2 separate regions of the Mus musculus genome follow, and region 1 is linked to region 2. The links are chromatin contacts, found by Hi-C or POLR2A ChIA-PET in ENCODE. All regions are on one chromosome and are shown on one strand. The core of a region is the stretch at or near the end of the contact, and the rest is flanking DNA. Distances in the headings are between cores, read along the strand shown. Region 1 holds the start of Cdsn (corneodesmosin). Region 2 holds the start of Cchcr1 (coiled-coil alpha-helical rod protein 1).

Region 1 (5,528 bases), core at 1,063-3,562, 35 kb before region 2:
GATGCTGAAACTCTGAGAAGGTAGGCATTGAAGGAGTACCCTTCATAGTAGGCAAGGGAGCGAATAAGTCAGAAACGAGACAGAGTGTGGAGGCTGAAGCTATGGGGCAGGGCAGTCTGAGGCCATCGTGGGTCAGACCATAGAACCAAACGTAAGAACAGAGAGGTTGAGCAGGGTTTGGGGGCACTGGCTTAGCATAGGCAAGACCCTAGATGTGATGGGGAAGGGTGCTGAGCCAGGAAAAGATAATGATGCTAATGCAGAGGTGCCAGCTCCCAGAGGAGGAGCACACTTACTTAGCTGATACTCCACCACCAGCTCCCTAGTGAGAGTCCAGACTGCATGAGGGGTGGCATCCCTGCTTCCTGTCCCAAGTGTGGCCATTCCAGTAAATCAGGGTGGGGGCCAGGATGTGGGGGCACTCACCTGTTGCTTCAGAACCTGCCAGTACCAGTGTGACAGGACACTGCACCCTGAGCCACCCATGTTCTCACTGTCCCAACCCAGGGACAGAAGCATGAAACCTCCTCCAAAACACATGACCACTATCAATCTCCCCCCCCCCCCGCCCCCTGCCCCCCACCCGGTATTCATACTGCAGTGCCTGCTGCCCTCATTTCCCTCCACATTGAAGACTCTTGCTACTTTGGATCATCTTTAGGGCTATCCTCCACTAACTCTCTGCTCCCAGCCACATGTTCCTCTTCCCTCAGTCTGTCTACACAGCTCTCATCTCAGTGTCTTCTGCCCACCCCAACCCCTTCAGAGCTACACATTAGCAAGTGACTAGCCTTTTCAGGTTTATATATTCAGTAAGGCAAAGTCGGCCACACCTTCCTACAGGCCACAGTGAAGACCATGTGACATCTCTCTGGACCATATATGAAAACAGCAAACTAGACATCGCGCAGTTCATAATCAATACTCATGCAAGAGCAGTCCACCAGCAGCCAGACGGCTACCACCGGCCACTTCCTCAACCCCATCTCAAAAAGAAAAGCTCTGAATGCTGGACAGTGGTAGCACAAGCCTTTAATCCCAGCACTTGGGACTCAGAGGCAGAGTCTTGGATCTCTGGTCTCTGAGTTCAAGGCCAGCCTGGTCTACAGAGAAAGTTTCAGAATAATCAGAACTACACACAAGAGGAGGAGGAGAAGAGAAGAAAAGAAAGAAAGGAAAGCAGGCAGGCCCTGGTTTACCCTCACAACAAACCCTTCCCTTGCCTCTGTCCCTCTAACCTTAACACAGGCCACAAGCCACCCAACCTGGGCTCAGATTCCTGGATACCCTGCCTCTACATGCAATCTAAAGCCAGTTTCCTTCCAGATCCTCAGCTGCAGAGTGGAAACAGCCAGGGATCTACCATGCATATCTCAAAATGCTAATGTATTTAGAGTGCCAGCTACAGTGTCCCATTTAAAAGGCTCTGGGCTAAGGGTGCTACATGCCTGCAATCCTAGCTCTCAGGAGGCTGAGTTGGAGGCGAGGCTGGCCTACAAAGCAAGACCTTGTGTCAAAAAAAGAAGAAAAAGAAAGAAAGAAAAGAAAAAGGAAAAGAAAGAAAGAAAGAAAACAAAAAGGACCAAAGATCCTAGATCACTTAGCAAGCATGAGGCCTGGGGCTTCACTTCCAGAACCTCAGTAAAAAATAAACACAGAAGAAAATAAATAAATACATGCAAGTTGATCTAACTAAAATGCGTGTAAAGGAGAGCTCTGAAAATGGTAGCAATTGTTACTTCTGTAAAATGGGCTGACTGTATCTTCAGGTGGTCATATATAGCCACCTAGAACTTCTTTGGCTGTGTCACATGCATCATTTGCGTCAGAAACTGAAGCTAGATGATATTAACCCCCTCTCTAGGTTTCAGAAACAAGCTCAGAATGGCTTGGAGGATGGCCTGGCTGCAGAACACCCACCTGCTCAGCCACTGTGGAGCAAAGAACAAAAGAATTTGCCTGCAGTGACCATAGAGAGGGAGCCAGCATAGATGAGGGGTAGTCCCAGATAGAAAGGTCAGAGTCTAGACCCCTGCCTATGCCCTTGTTAGGGCCTCTCCTGGACCCTGTGCTCCAGACATTGGATCCCCCTAGCATCCCTGCCCCATGGTCTGTATCCCATACTGTCCCCCTCCCAAGGCCCCAGACTCCTACCTGGCAGAATAAGACCGGCCATCAGCAATGCCATCAGCCCGTGCCCTCCCACACTCCCCATCCGGGGTGCCCGAGAGGAACCCATTGTGCACAGCGTGGCCTCCTGACTGACAGAAGCTCATGGGCACCGGGACCTTTATGCCGGGCTGGACATTCTCTGGGCAGGAGTCACTGTGGGGAGGAGGAGGGGTGGAGGGGGAGGCTGCCTGAGGGAAGTTGGTGTGGCAGGAGAAGCTGAGGCAATCCGGTGTCACATCTGCCTACTCAGCAGAAGAGGTGACTGCGGTGCAGGGGACCTGGAGCCACTGGGCACTAGCCCCTACCCCAGCTGGCCTTCCTTAGCTCTCCATTGCCTAACCCAGAACCAGGTGCTCTGCCCCCGGGCCACCTCCTGGAAGCTGGCCACTCTCGCCCAGGGACCCAGTCACCCTGCTCTTCCCTCCCTGGCTTGCCCAAGGCCCAAGCTCCCAGTGTCCCTCCATCGAAGAAGAGTGGACAGCACAGCTTTCCCTCCTGGCCCCTGAGAAGCACCCTGCCTGCCCCTGCTCAGCCCACTATACAATACAACTCCACCGGGGCTCACACTATAGCTCCTATCAGCTTGGTTCCCTGGGATCCCATGCCTCGGCCTTCTCCTGCTTCAGATCTGAAGACCAGCCCCCCACTCCAGACTCCCCTAAAGCCACCAAACACCAGCCTGCCACAGGCCTATTAAATTGTCCCATTACCAAGCAAGGCTTTTTTTCCTTTCAGAAACTGGGCATCCATACGCTGAAAACCTGAGGGCTCTTTTCTGGGGGCTACTGGGTCAGCGGGAGTATTAGGTACCAGAGCTTGGACCAGGGAGAGGTCTGGGTTGGGACCCCTGTCATAGCTGAGCCTCGGTGACTCACAGGCCACTCACAGTCCCCATCCCATGGTAGTGACCCAGACTAAGGAGGATGAGCAAGAGGCCAATGAGGCTAATTGGGAAGGTGGTGGCCAGGCTGCTCATTAGCCTGCTCCTCCTCAGCCTAGCTGGGCAAACGGAAAGCATCTGAGGCTTGTGCCTGAGTAGGATAAAGGACAGCCAGACCAGCTCCTGGGTCCCTGGAGAACAGAAGGACAGAGCCGGACCCACTAAGAGGAAGATCGTTTCCCCTGGCCTGATGTCCTTCCCTCCTCCTGCAGTGCAGGCCCCACCCCAGCCAATTGCTCACTAGTATTGTGGGAGTATCAGTTTCAGAGGAAGGGCCCCGAGTTTCCCTTGCTCGGCCCCTCCTTCTTTCCAGACGTCCATCTCTTCACAAGGTATCTCTGTCCCTCCAGACCTTGGGTTGGTCCCTCCCTCTCTCCCTGCCCTGCCCCGTTCTGAGCCATGTGGTAGTAAACGTGGCCTTGTGTCAGTATTGTCTGACACCCCAGCTCTCCCCTGTGCCACACAGGACAAAAGCACTTCAAACGGTCGGTATAAGCCACTGAGTTCTTGTTTTATTTAAGTTTAAGTCTAAAAGACCATATGCAGGCTGGAGAGATGGCTCAGCGGTTAAGAGCACTGACTGCTCTTCCAGAGGTTCTGAGTTCAGTTCCCTGCAGCCACATGGTGGCTCACATTCATCTGTAATGGGGATCCAATGCACTCTTCTGGTGTGTCTGAAGACAGCTACAATGTACTCAGATAAATAAAACAAATCGAGAGAGAGAGAGAGAGAGAGAGAGAGAGAGAGAGAGAGAGAGAGAGAGAGAGAGAGAAACAGAGAGACAGAGACAGAGAGAGAGCGAGCTGTTGCTCAGCACTGTCTAGCCCTTCACTTCTCATTGGTGCCTAGAGGAGAGGATGGAAGGGGAAGAGGTCCAGGGAGCACCGCAGAGAGTAGAGACCAGAACAACAAGCCCTGAGATGGGTAGTGGACGGTTTTATGTATAAAAAACTACATGTGTGTAGTTCCTGAAAAGGCCAGAAGAGGGTGTTGGCTGACCCTGGGACTGGAGTTACAGATGGTTGTTAGCCTGCGTGGAAAGTGCCGGGAATCAAACCCAGGTCCTCTGGAAGAGCAGTCAGTGCTCTTCACTGCAGAACCATCTCTCTAGCCCACTGGAATTATTATCTTATAAATATCAAACAGGAGATGATCAGAGAGAATAAATTAAACAGGACCAGAATGAGGTCCCCTGCAGCGTGGCTCCCTGGCTGGAGCTCTCGGTTCCTCTCGCCTGTGTATTCCCTTTGGAAAGGCAAGCCAGACATTCACTCTCAGCCCTCACCCCGAGAGAGGATGCTCTTTCTGGAGCCTGCGATGTCTCCTCAGCCCCTCCCTAGACTCTCAGGCCCCAGCTAGGATCTGGAGAAGGAGTGGGGCCGAGGCAGGGTGAGGAGTGTCGGGAACAAGACAGGGAAAGGAGCCTTTGTGGTCTGAGAATGTGGGCATCCCCAAATGGGTGGAGAAAAAACAAACCGCTTTCCAGCACAGCTTCCCCCGGAGCCTCAGAGTAGGCACCCTCTTGTTTTCTTCTTCACATTCCTCCCTGTTGCCGTCAGACCTTGGCCAACACAGCCAGGCTGGGGGAGGCACAGTCTCTCTCGGCCTCACGCCAGCTCCCAGCCACCCACGCAGTCACGTTCCTCACCCAGCCTCTCTCCTGTCTTCTCTGTCCACCCTCTTCCCAACCTTCACCGCCCTGCCCATATCTGGGACCTGGAAGCCTCAATCTGTTCTCTGTGTTAGTACTGAAAGCTTGTCTGTTCCCCCTTATCCAGTCTCCCTCCCTCCCTGTCCATCATCCACAGTCTAAAAATAGTACATGGAAGGGGGTGGAGGGATGGCTCAGTGGTTTAAGAGCACTGGCTGCTCACACATAAGGAGCTTACAAATCCAACTCCAGGTCCTGGCGCACCCACATGATGCACTTACACATAAGGGCAAAACATCAATACACACTCACTAAGTAAATATTTCTAAAAAAATAGTAACAATGCAGTAAATTGCAGAAATAAGCAATTTGTTGTTCTGTGAATAACTCAATACAGTATATCATTATACTTGTCATGCTTAACTGTTTATCTCTTATTGGGTCTAATTCATAAATTAACCTTACCATAGTGTACAGAGGATGTTTGAGGCTACCTCAGGTATCACTACGCTCTTGGCTTGTACCCCACGCAGATAAAGAGGCTGCTATTCTAGGCCAGGTCTCTCCCTGTCGCCATAAGCCCTGTCAACCCAGGCTGCAAAACCCTAAAACCAGTGGGGATCAGAAGTTGAGGCAAGGGGTGTTAACTGAGTGACTGCACAGGCCAGGGTTACCTCTGGAGGCTGCTGGCTGGCTGAGGGAGACTCGATGGGTGCTCTGTCCAAGCGTGAGTGCTTAGCGTCTTAGATTGATTGTGTAAGAAA
Region 2 (5,198 bases), core at 1,108-3,607:
TGAATGCTCACACACAATCATACACACATAAATAAAGTCTTTGTTGTTGTTTTTTCCAGACAAGTTTTTCTCTATGCAGCCCTAACTGTCCTGAAACTCAATCTCTAGACCAGGGTTGGGGCCTTGAACTCAGGGATCTGCCTACCTTTGACTCTCTAGTGCTGGGATTAAAGGCAGACCATACTAAGCTCAAAAATAAAATTCTTAGGGCTGGAGAGTTGGAGCAGAGGTTAAGAGTTCTTTAGGGGCTGGAGAGATGGCTCAGCAGGTAAGAGCTCTGACTGCTCTTCCAAAGGTCCTGAGTTCAATTCCTAGCAACCACACGGTGTCTCACAACCATCTGTAATAGGATCTGATACCCTCTTCCGGTGTGTATAGGAGTACAATGTACTCCTATAAATAAAACTAAATAAACCTTAAAAAAAATTTTTTTTAATAGTCTTAAAACACACATTGACACCAGGCGTGGTGGCGCACACCTTTAATCCCAGTACTCGGGAGGCAGAGGCAGGCAGATTTCTGAGTTCGAGACCAGCCTGGTCTACAGAGCGAGTTCCAGGACAGCCAGGGTTATACAGAGACACCATGTCTTGAAAAAACAAACAAACAAAAAACCAACAAAAAACAAAAAAAAAAAAACAAATAAAACCACATTCACAGAGCATAGCCAGCTCCAGTTGCACATTCCTGTAAAGGCCTGCTTAACTACTCCAAAAGGAGCCAGTATGCCTCTGGAGAACTGGGTCAGCATGTCTAAGCTGCACGTCATTTTGCTTTAAAACAGCTTTTGCAGAACTTATCCCCTCCCTTAAGACATTTACATTCCTTATGTAATGAGAATTTAAGTCCAAACATCTATTCTCACTAACCCCAACGCATGTGGTCTATGCGTCGTAGGGGCCAACAATGGCCTATAGAAAAACCACACAAGTTATAGAACCAGGGGCTGAAATGAAGGCATGCGTGTATGAAGGACCATGTGTCAGTCTGAGGAAGAGGTGATTGGCAGATCCCTACCTGCCTCTCCGCCCTAGCCCCTGCCCATCTCCACAGAAATCCTGTCCCCACGTGGTCACTGTCGACCTCTGAGCATCTAGCCGTCTCTCTAAGACATCTTGGCTGGCCGGAGATTGGACCAAGGGAACGTCTGAAGCCCAGGTCGGGGCCATTCTTGGCAGAGTTGGAAGGGGCCGAGCTTGGAAGTGGGAGGGAGGAACCAGCCCAGCAAAACCTGAGGGGGTCACAAGAATAAAGACTGTCAGATTCTGAGAGAGGGGGAGAGGGAAGAGGGAGATGATCCTGGTCTCCTTGACTAGCCTCACTGACCTGACGGTGGCAACATCTTCCTGTTATATGAATCCTGTAGCTCTTGTCTCCAGTCACCTATGTTCCCCTGGACAATAGGAGAAACAAGGATACTTCAATTCAATTTTTCAGGCCACCTTCCAAAGAAAAAGCCCTATAAAAACAAAGTCATAATCCTTAAGTTACTGACAGGTCTATCGGGCTGTACGCTTCTCTTTTCCTACTTCCCTAAGGCACACGGTAACCAAACCACTTGCTTGTCCCAACTACGCTCCTGATAGAATGAACCAGGCAACAACCCTAAGGTAAATTTACTGAGACGAGGCTTCCTTCTACTTACAGGAATGTGGGTGGTGTGCCTTTACCTTCCTCCTTAAGTGTCTACGGTCCCTGCAGCTCAGGACTCTCTGGACACAGTATAAGGAGCCCACTCTCCACAGTCCTTGCCATGGAATGGTAGGGCCGTTGGGAAGCCCATCTAGGCACCATCGAGCCAGGATTTCTGAGTCATTTCCTATTAAAGAGTTAGCCCAAGGCCTGGTCCGGGAAGAATGAGGCCACATGTGGGGTTAAGCGTCTTCCCTAGGATCCCTGAGGAATCGGAGCAGCCGGGAGCCCGTTGCTGGGAAGCCAGCTTCCTGGCAACTCATCTGGGCCTCTCTGTAACGGGCCTCAGTTGCTCTCTATCCCCTCGGCTTCCATTCCCGATGCATCTCTCTTCGGAGTCCTACAGCATCTTCTTTCCCCCACTTCCATCAGAATTCAAGTTTTTGGGTTTTTTTTTTTTTCACTCAACCCCCGCGATTCCTACCCGTTTCTCTTCCTAGACCTAGTATGAGTCTTTTTCGATGGAATTATCTTGGTCGCTCCCTGTCCTGTCTCCCCCACTTCTCTCCCGCACACACCCCGGGCTAATCCCCGTCAGGACCCTGAACTCTGAGGCTGTCTTGACCTCCTCATCTATCCTTTGACCCAGCTCCTGCACCCCTCTTGCCCTGTGGATCCCCTCCGCCCCCCTTGCGCCCCCTCTCAGACTCTTCCCGCCCCCAACTGACTCTCCCCGAACGCCCCTTACCCAGCGCGAGATCCGCCCTCTTGCCACGCCCCTTACACCTAGCACCCAGTCTAGACGCCACACCCAGATCACGCATGCGCGGGGCGGCGGGCTGCTCTACAGCTCCATTTCTCCCTACCGGAAATAGGAAGAAGAAAGGTGCAAGCAGGCACCCTGACGCCCCAAACTTTCTCCGCGCCCTGACGGCCCCTCCTCTCCCCGGGAACCCGGGAAAACGTGCCGGCCAATCAGAAGTGGCGGAGAGCGGGAGATGAGCAACTCCCCCCTGCGCATCGGCCAATAGAGCAAATGGGTGCAACTCAGATGGCCAATCAGAAGCAGCCGGCGGGGGGGCGGGCTCGCGGGCGCGAAGTCGGACCCGGGAATTCCGAAGGAGGAGTCTGCGCAGCGCGCGCGCGCGCCTTCACCCAAGCCCCGCCTTCGGGGCGGCTTCCTTGGCTGTCAAACCTCGGCGGGAGCGCGGGACGCAGGGTACGGAATCCCTTCCTCAGTTTACCCCGCGAGCGAAAAAAAGAAAGGGTGAGATCCACTTTGTTACAGAATTAGGGACCCGTCTGCGCCGCCCTTTGCGGGTGACAGTGGATTCACTTCCCTTAGGGGAACTGATCCGAAGAGCGGGGGTGGGGGGGAAAGATGGAAGGGGTGCGCTACTTGGATTAGAAAGTTTAACCATAAATTCCCTGACTCCAGGTTACACTTAGGGAGAAGACCCGTGTCACACGCACGTTTGTGTACCAGGGCCCCTTCACCCCCTCTGCCTGTTCCCAGTTGCGGTTTAAACTAGCTTTGCCTTGCACAGATTGTCGGAGGCTCCCGGATGTTGAGCCGCCTGAGGATCCGGCTTCACTGAGGTGCCACAAGACGTCTTCCTGGTTTTGCATCGCATCAGGACTTTACTGGAATTGCTTTTTAAACCTCATCTTGACAGCCTCTGTCTTGGTGCATATCCAGGCCTCTGGCGCTCTGAATCTGCACTGCTTAAGTTGGCATTAGGCACAATACTTAGCTGTTGACATCAGAGAGAACTGAATTGAAGCCCACGGTGCATGACCCAGGAGTAGGAGAGGGAATGGACTTCTGAGGTGGGCAAAGTGGTGCAGAGGGGGCACCCCCCATGCTGCCCTGTTTCCAGCTGCTGCGTATAGGGGGCGGCAGGGGCGGTGACCTCTACACCTTCCACCCCCCGTCCAAGTCTGGCTGCACCTATCGATTGGGCTGCAGGGCCGACCTGTGTGATGTGGCCCTGCGGCCCCAGCAGGAGCCCGGCCTCATCTCTGGAGTCCATGCGGAATTGCATGCTGAACTCCAAGGGGACGACTGGAGGGTCAGCCTGGAGGATCACAGCAGCCAAGGTAAGCAATGAGCAGAAGAGCCCCAGACAGGCATGAGTAAGAGGAGCCTCTGGGACCCTGCTACCTGCCTCCCAGAGTCCTAGTCTGGTGAGCAGTCTTGGTTCCGTCTTGTCTGCTCACACTTCTGTCAGCTCCACACAGGACTAAACCTGCTTGTCTGCTTTAGCCTACACCGGACCTAAGAGGGGTGTGCAAGCTGTCATCAAATTCTACATTCTAGTATTAAGCTCAGATTTGACTGTTCCCACGTTTGCTGAAGCACCTTGTTCCTGCTAGGCATTTATGAGTGTTCTAGTGACCTAGGCATTCGGTCCCAACCCAAGACAGTCCACAAAGGCTGGGGTTTACCTCAGTATTCCATCTTCAGGTCTTAGCTTCCTAGACCAAATGCAATGTTTGGAGAAGCCTAACCTGAGGTTGTCGTGGGCATTATTAGTCCCCAACAGGCAACAGTGAGTTTATGGTCTGGGCCCTATTCTGTTAGATGTAGATGGATGCTGCCTGCAAGGGAAATGAGACACAAAGAGGCTAAGAGACAGCAAGAGGCAATCTCAGCACTCAGAGCTGAGGCAAAAGGATCCTGAGTTCTGGGGCTGTCTTAGGTAGAAAAAGAAATAAGCCTTTTATCAGAAGTGGTGTTTAAGCAAGAGCTAAGCACAGAAGCCTCCCACTGTCGTCGTTGAGAAAAATAGGCTTGTTCCTAGCCAACAAAGCTTGCATGTGAGGTTTTGAGTTTAATGCTTAATTAACCCTGTGTCCCCCTGAAAAATTGAACAGCCAGCCAGATCATGTTAATTCTGACTACAAGTCTGTTCCTGTTCTCGTCACCTGTCTTATGTCTGTCTCATTATCACCAGGGACTTTGGTCAATAATGTCCGACTTCCAAGAGGCCACAGACTGGAGTTGAGTGATGGTGACCTTCTGACCTTTGGCCCCCAAGGTCAAGCAGGAACCAGCTCCTCCTCAGAGTTCTACTTCATGTTTCAACAAGTCCGGGTTAAACCTCAGGACTTTGCAGCCATAACCGTCCCTCGGTCTAAGGGAGAAGCTGGGGGCGGTTTCCAACCTATGCTGCCCCCCCAAGGGGCACCTCAGAGGCCACTCAGCACTCTCTCCTCTGCCCCCAAGGCCACACTGATTCTCAATTCCATCGGCAGCCTCAGCAAACTCCAGGCCCAGCCTCTCACCTTCTCCCGTGGTGGTGGCAGGCCACAGGGCCTGGCTATTCCCTCTCAGCATGGGGAAGCGCAAGTTTCGCCTGCTCCACCCACAAGAAACCGGAGGAAATCAGCTCATAAAGTGTTGGCAGAGCTAGATGATGAGGTCTCCCCAGGCCCCCTGTCCGTCCTGACGGAGCCCAGGAAGAGGCTCCGGGTGGAGAAAGCTGCTCTGATAGCCAGTGGGTAAGTGGGGTCACCTGTCAGCACCTTGAATTCTAGATCTTTGAACAGCCTCAGACTGAGGT

The links. A loop is a pair of places that touch in the nucleus more often than their neighbours do. ChIA-PET counts read pairs that join two places held with the same protein, here RNA polymerase II (POLR2A).
Region 1: a map of CH12.LX shows a loop between it and region 2 (2.1-fold over the local background). The contact joins the promoter of Cdsn here to the promoter of Cchcr1 in region 2. A Hi-C loop is called at or near these places in 1 of 37 maps with a recorded cell type or tissue (CH12.LX). POLR2A ChIA-PET finds 5 or more read pairs at or near these places in 4 of 5 experiments (Patski and embryonic stem cell).

What each region holds. Positions count from the first base shown.
Region 1 is chr17:35,548,912-35,554,439 of GRCm38, reverse strand. Cdsn (corneodesmosin) reads right to left here and starts at 2,312. Exons shown (of 2, transcript NM_001008424.2): 1 at 2,155-2,312. The coding sequence starts at 2,239.
Region 2 is chr17:35,514,412-35,519,609 of GRCm38, reverse strand. It overlaps Cchcr1 (coiled-coil alpha-helical rod protein 1), which reads right to left and starts at 2,357. Exons shown (of 18, transcript NM_001372297.1): 1 at 1,671-2,357; 2 at 1,327-1,393; 3 at 1,018-1,231. The coding sequence starts at 1,868. It overlaps Tcf19 (transcription factor 19), which reads left to right and starts at 2,786. Exons shown (of 4, transcript NM_001163764.1): 1 at 2,786-2,851; 2 at 3,180-3,732; 3 at 4,590-5,136. The coding sequence starts at 3,495.